2 separate regions of the Homo sapiens genome follow, and region 2 is linked to region 1. Evidence: read pairs that join two places in POLR2A ChIA-PET (ENCODE). Cell type or tissue: OCI-LY7. All regions are shown on one strand. Links, peaks and the distances in the headings refer to the core of each region. The heading gives the core; the rest is flanking DNA.

Evidence for each region. ChIA-PET counts read pairs that join two places held together with the same protein. Peaks named below come from ENCODE experiments on the same cell type or tissue, not always from the same donor. Only the 100,000 strongest peaks of a DNase experiment are listed, where the experiment ranks them.
Region 2: POLR2A ChIA-PET joins it to region 1 with 14 read pairs; 3 of 35 experiments call an interaction of 5 or more read pairs at or near these places.

What each region holds. Positions count from the first base shown.
Region 1 is chr2:144,523,167-144,526,083 of GRCh38, reverse strand. The region is part of intron 1 of LINC01412 (long intergenic non-protein coding RNA 1412); the gene reads right to left. It overlaps LINC02993 (long intergenic non-protein coding RNA 2993), which reads left to right and starts at 1,640. Exons shown (of 2, transcript NR_136320.1): 1 at 1,640-1,697; 2 at 2,256-2,540. In OCI-LY7, for the core only: no CTCF peak of the experiment used is centred there; a DNase peak (open chromatin) is centred at 1,653; H3K4me3 peaks cover 1,770 bases.
Region 2 is chr2:144,393,563-144,396,479 of GRCh38, reverse strand. ZEB2 (zinc finger E-box binding homeobox 2) reads left to right here. Exons shown (of 10, transcript NM_014795.4): 9 at 1-68. Among named protein-coding and RNA genes, the nearest start is that of QTMAN, 63 kb to the right of the region's middle. In OCI-LY7, for the core only: no CTCF peak of the experiment used is centred there; no DNase peak of the experiment used is centred there.

The sequences.
Region 1 (2,917 bases), core at 310-2,809:
TTGTAGTGTGCCACATATTTGTATGTGAATGCCTCATAAATGGTTTACAAATTGTTAAGAAGTTTATGGATATCTAGAAAGAATATTACAGCTCAATAAATAAACTTTTACAAGTGTAGAAGAGAAATTTTGCATTAAAATGTGACTTTGTTTCTTCATCCTGAGAGAATGAATTTTTAAAAAACACATTTAAAATCAAGCATTAGATATGCAAATATGTGTTCAGATCAGAGATACTAAAATTATTCAAATGATTAATTATTCATCATAAAATGTCAATTAATAATTATGAAGCAGAAAAGGCATCTTTCTAATACATCTTTATTTTTCTTGGCCTAAAAAGGGCTAAATATACATGTTCAATTGACTTCTATCAAGTTTTTAAAATTCAACAAAGTAAACAAATTGTAAACAAGTGAAAACTCTGAATTTTAATGAGAACAACAAATATGCCCAAAGTGAAGGGAAGAGCAAAAAATAATAATAAAGAAAACAAAACAAAAACAGTTATGTTCATGACATATGCCGCCTCATGCTCACTCACCTGCTAGGTAACGGACAGTAACCTAGCCTAGTCAAGAAAATAACCCAACAACCCAAGTTGTGAATTTGCTTAGTAATGTGCAAACTACGTGACATGATGATGTTTCTCTCTGAATTGATCAATCTTTGTTGGGGTTCAGGAGGAGTGCTTTGGGAATTTTTTACCCTTTGCAAATAGTCATCAGAAGAAAAGCGCAGTTTAAGTTTCATAAAATTACCTATTGTAATGTCTAAAGTCTGTTAACAAATTAAGTACTACTAAAATATGGCTGTAAACAAACTTTTTCACATTGCCTTAATTCTAAAGAATGCCCCTATGCCAAGCATTATGCATTTTTTCCAGGAAGACTATATCTATTATATCTTGTCTTTTAAAATTATCAGTCTGAGCTGATGTGATAATATAGAAGAATAAACCATTATGGTCACTGAAATATTGATTTATTTTATTTTTATTATTATTATTTTACTTTTCACTGACACCTGGTGAACTTGTCGTCTCTGAGACCCGGGGAGTTATTTTAGTCAGGGTGTCCCTGCCCTCCTGCTGGTAGATTAATTACACATTAAACGTTCTGTTTTCAAAACGAAATGATAAATCTGGACACATAAAAGAGGCACAAAAAGAATCACAGCGAGGGAGAAGAGTGGATGTTAAGAAACAAAACAAGAAATTGCAAAAGGGAGATATCAGATAGAAAGGAGAACGTAGGAAATGCAACTGGGAAAGAATTTCAAGAAAATAAGGATAAAGGGCAGGGAGGGCTGAAAGGAGGGCCAGAGGGAGGAAAAGCAGGAGGGAGATTTTTGGTTTTCAATTCCCTGGTGAGGCTGCTGGCGTCCGCGCCCTCAACGCCCCAGCCTTCCAAGTTGAGGCGAAAGCCACCTCCTCGGGCCTGCGTCGCATCCAACTTACTCCAAGTTTTCTGGTGACTCCTACAGGGCCCCTTTCCGTCCCCCCCCCCGCTCCCCGCCCCCCAAGCCTTAGTGAGATTGACAGTCGCGTGGAGGAGGCTTTTCCAGGCACAGCCTTTCTCATGGTAATCAGCCCCCGGCATCACCTCCCGGCCGCGGCTGCGCCCGCTCGGAGCGCGGCTCGCGGACCCCGGGGACCGGAAACAGGGCGGCGGGCGGGGAGCAGGCGAGCGAGCCAGGTCAGCTGACCGGGCGGCGGGCGGGGGTCGCAGGATCCCGGGCGGGGACAGGTCTGGGGGAGGGCGGTCTGGTGGGAGGGGGCCGAACACCGCCCCCCCCCGCGACGCGCTCCTCCGCCTGTGCAGCGGGGCCCTTCCTGGAGATCAAATGCAGGGACCGAAGCTGGCGGCGGGGGTTGGGGCGGGGTGTGTGGGGGGGGGAGTGGCAGAGCGCGCGGAAAATTGGGGACAACAACCAGACCTGTTTAGCATCAATAAATTAAGATGCTCATTTGGGTCCTGAAGTTTGCTGGTTCCTGTCAGTGGAGACGTTGGCAAAAGCCCTGAAGCCGAGATTCAGCCTTTACTTCAAAAAAATAAAATAAAATCAACCCCTCAGCTGGCCGCCCTGCTGGGGCCAGGTGACGTGCGAGATTCCACAGCCTGCGGGTCTCGCAGCAGGGATGTTAGGGACGGTCTGAGCTTCTCTGGTCCTGTTTTGGTTTTGTTTGAAAGGGCTTCTCAGAGAGATGCTCCTGATTTTTTTTTTTTTTAATAGACTTTCCCCTCCTATCCTAGGCTCAACTCCGAATGGATTGGATTGCGAGTCTGCACGTGAGAAAACCGTTTGGCTTGGCTTGGACCCCTGCCGCCCCCCACCTCCTCCACACACACCCAGTCCAGGGGTCCCCTTTATCACCCTTTGCTTGCAACTCCAAAAGAAGTTGCCCACCTCCTGAGTCACAACACAAGGTCGAATAATTCCTCTAGATGAAAGATCAGTTTCATTTCAAAACGAGAATAGGTTCCTTTTTTTATTTTCTCCACATGGTACAAAATAAACAGAATTTGCTTTAAAAAAAATCATTAGCTGTGGCCAAATTCGAATTCCTTCTACAGCCTGTGTGTTCAAGGGCAGAAACATTGTATCTCTTCGGGCATCTGGGCCGCCAAGCTGAGCGGGGGGAGGGGGGAGCGGCTGTGAAAGTTGAGGAAATTGACAGACTGAGAGGTGAATGGGGGGACAGGCACCAGGTCCTGGCTGGAGGGAATTGGAAAACAAAAGTGCATCCTTCTCACCCTGCCTGGGTGGAGGGAATCCTGAGGGAGGTAGTTTGTTTTGCCCATGGAAACCCCAAAGAATTATTTTTCCCCCTTCAATGTTGATTGCAATATTATTTCACATTTCCGTGTATCTGTTGTTTTAATCTCTTTCGTCTGCGCTAATCTCGAAGTGGATT
Region 2 (2,917 bases), core at 1-2,500, 130 kb after region 1:
ATGTGACTTATGTGACAAGACATTCCAGAAAAGCAGTTCCCTTCTGCGACATAAATACGAACACACAGGTATGAGTGACTTTGCCTAACTGGTTAGAGCTTCCCGTCCTGCTGTACATTTCATAATATTTAATGAGCACACTTGTGCAACATAAGATGTAACATATGCTGATACCTTCAACAAGGAAGAAATAATGCTTTTGCCGAGCTCAGTAGGACTTTTTTGTTGCCTGTTTATTGGATCATTCATGTCTTTATGAGTGTGCTTGTCTTAATATCTTTCCAGTTATTCTGTAAACCAAATTTAGAAATTATGTCAAAGGGACAGTCAGATGGCCAGGGCAATGAAATGGCATGACACAGCCAGTTATTGAAAATACCTTCAAATTCTTAAGTTTCAAAGCTTAAGATGAACCTATATATGTAAAAATCTAATAAGAAATTCAGACAGTAATACATTAGTTTCATCATCCAAAACACCAAGAAAGCCATAATTTAGGGGTAATTTTGTTTGCCTTTTTTTTTTAAATTCGCCACATTTTGAAAGAACTAAAGGCATTAGTGTCATAAAAGAAAAGTAATAGATCAGATGAGCTACTTGAAACCACCTATATTTGGAAGATTGAAATAAAACTTTCTAAATTTTAATTAGTATATTTCCAATTCATGCATTACTAATTAGGAACAATTACAAAGAGTTGACAAGAAAACAGCCTAATTCTTCACTATGAGTAGAGAGATAGTGGGTTAATTTTTGAAAAGAAAGATGAAGTACCATATGTAATTTAATATTACTTCCCACAATCCAAGATCTGCAGCTCTATGGTTGAGCTCCACTTGTGTTTCCTCCCTGGCTCCATCCCCACCTCCCTGAACAATAAGGTAGCTGAACCTCATCCCTACCCCTAGCCCATCTCCAATTCTTCTCCACTGGAAATTTGGCATGCTCTATTAGCCCTGGATCGGGGGGGAAAAAGTGTAGGATCTCAGTCAAAATTTTGGCACGAGGGAACAAAAAAAATAGGGGAGTATAGGAAAACAACTCATTCTAAACCAGGAAGTCTAGTATCAAACATTTCAATATGGAGGAAAAAAAACTAGCACTTTGGGGGGAAAGCTTTTTGGGGGAAAAGCGATGATGAGGCACAAAAGAAAAAGAAGGAAGACAGAAAAGGGAATATGAGCCAGGCGCAGCAGCTCACGCCTGTAATCCCAGCACTTTGAAAGACCAAGGCAGGAAGACTGCTTGAGCCCAAGAGTTTGAGACCAGCCTGCACAACATAGTGAGACCTTGACTCTACAAAATATTTTTTAAAAATTAGCTGGATGTGGTAGCTCAAGCCTGTAGTCCCAGCTACTTGGGAGGCTGAGGTAGGAGGATGGCTTGAGCCCAAGAGGTCGATGCTGCAGTGAGCCATGATTGTGCCACTGCACCTCAGCCTGAGCAACAGAGTGAGACCCTATCTCAAAAAAAAAAAAAAAAAAAAAAAAGCGAAGGGAAGGTGAATACTTCCTGTCATATTTTGACTACCTAGATACAAGGCACTCTTTTCTGTCACTGAAAACTGTCCTTGGGAAGTACTCGTACTCATCATCGGCTATTATTCCTCACTGGGCACATGCTGGAGGCAGCTCAAGTGACCAGCATCAGCCTGATAGTGTGGGGAGGGTTTTTGTGAAGCAACAAGGTTGATAAATAACAGGGTTCTTACTCCAACCAATACAGTTTTCTTTTTCTTTAGCTGTCTGATATTCATTGTTATTATTTTAAAAGTTTAATGATACCTTAAAGACAACCCAATCTAAATCCAAACAGCTTTTATACTTGTGTTATATAATTCAATGTTTGAAACATCAAAATTTTCTTTTAGTGTAGATATTTTCTTTAGTACTAAGTGCTACTTAAGCATTTACAAAGTAAAGATATTTTCATACCTAAATTTTACTTTAATTTTAATATTTTAATCAACCTTAAATATATTTTGTATTCCATTATTCAGCTACAATAGGCACATCACTGAAGGCATCTTTCCCTCTCTGATTGGTTTTATTATATGACCATATGCAAACTCTATCATTTACTACACGGTGAGTGTACAACTTTTATTTTAGTGAGGGCTGTCATACACATTGACATCCAGTCAATATATTTACTTCTTATAAATTAGAGAATTGTAACCTTCATAGGTCTGTAGATAGTTGAGAGGCCCAAAAGTTGACAAACACAAATATGCATAATTTATTTGAAAAATAAACTTCAGGCCTGATGCGGTGGCTCATGCCTATAATCCCAGCACTTTTGGAGGCAGAGGCAGGTGGATCACCTGAGAGCGGGAGTTCAAGACCAGCCTGACCAACATGGAGAAACCCCGTCTCTACTAAAAATACAAAATTAGCTGGGTGTGGTGGTGCATGCCTGTAATCCCAGCTACTTGGGAGGCTAAGGCAGGAGAATCACTTGAACCCGGGAGGCGGAGGTTGCAGTGAGCCAAGATAAGGCCACTGCACTCCAGCCTGGCCGACAGTGTGAGACTCCATCTCAAATAAATAAATAAATAAATAAACAAACAAACTTTGTTTTTTAAAGTAAAAATAAACTATTCTGCTCCTTCAAGATGTGAGAGCTGCTGCCTCGAAACATTGCCTAGCAACAAGATGCTAATCATTCAATGGTTGCTCTAAACTTGTGATTAATTATCTTCCTGTTGGCTTTCCAACTTGTCAAGTTTCCAGCATGTTAACTTTTTGGTCACTTGACCAAACATCTCATGACATTACTACTGTCAGTGTATTAGGTTCTATTCAAATCAAGTTCTTCATGGATTTTCTATTGATGTGATGTATGTGGAAATTTAGTCCATGTTCCTATCCCAATTGAACCTGTGGGATAGTTCCTATCCCACTAGCCTTTCATTTGT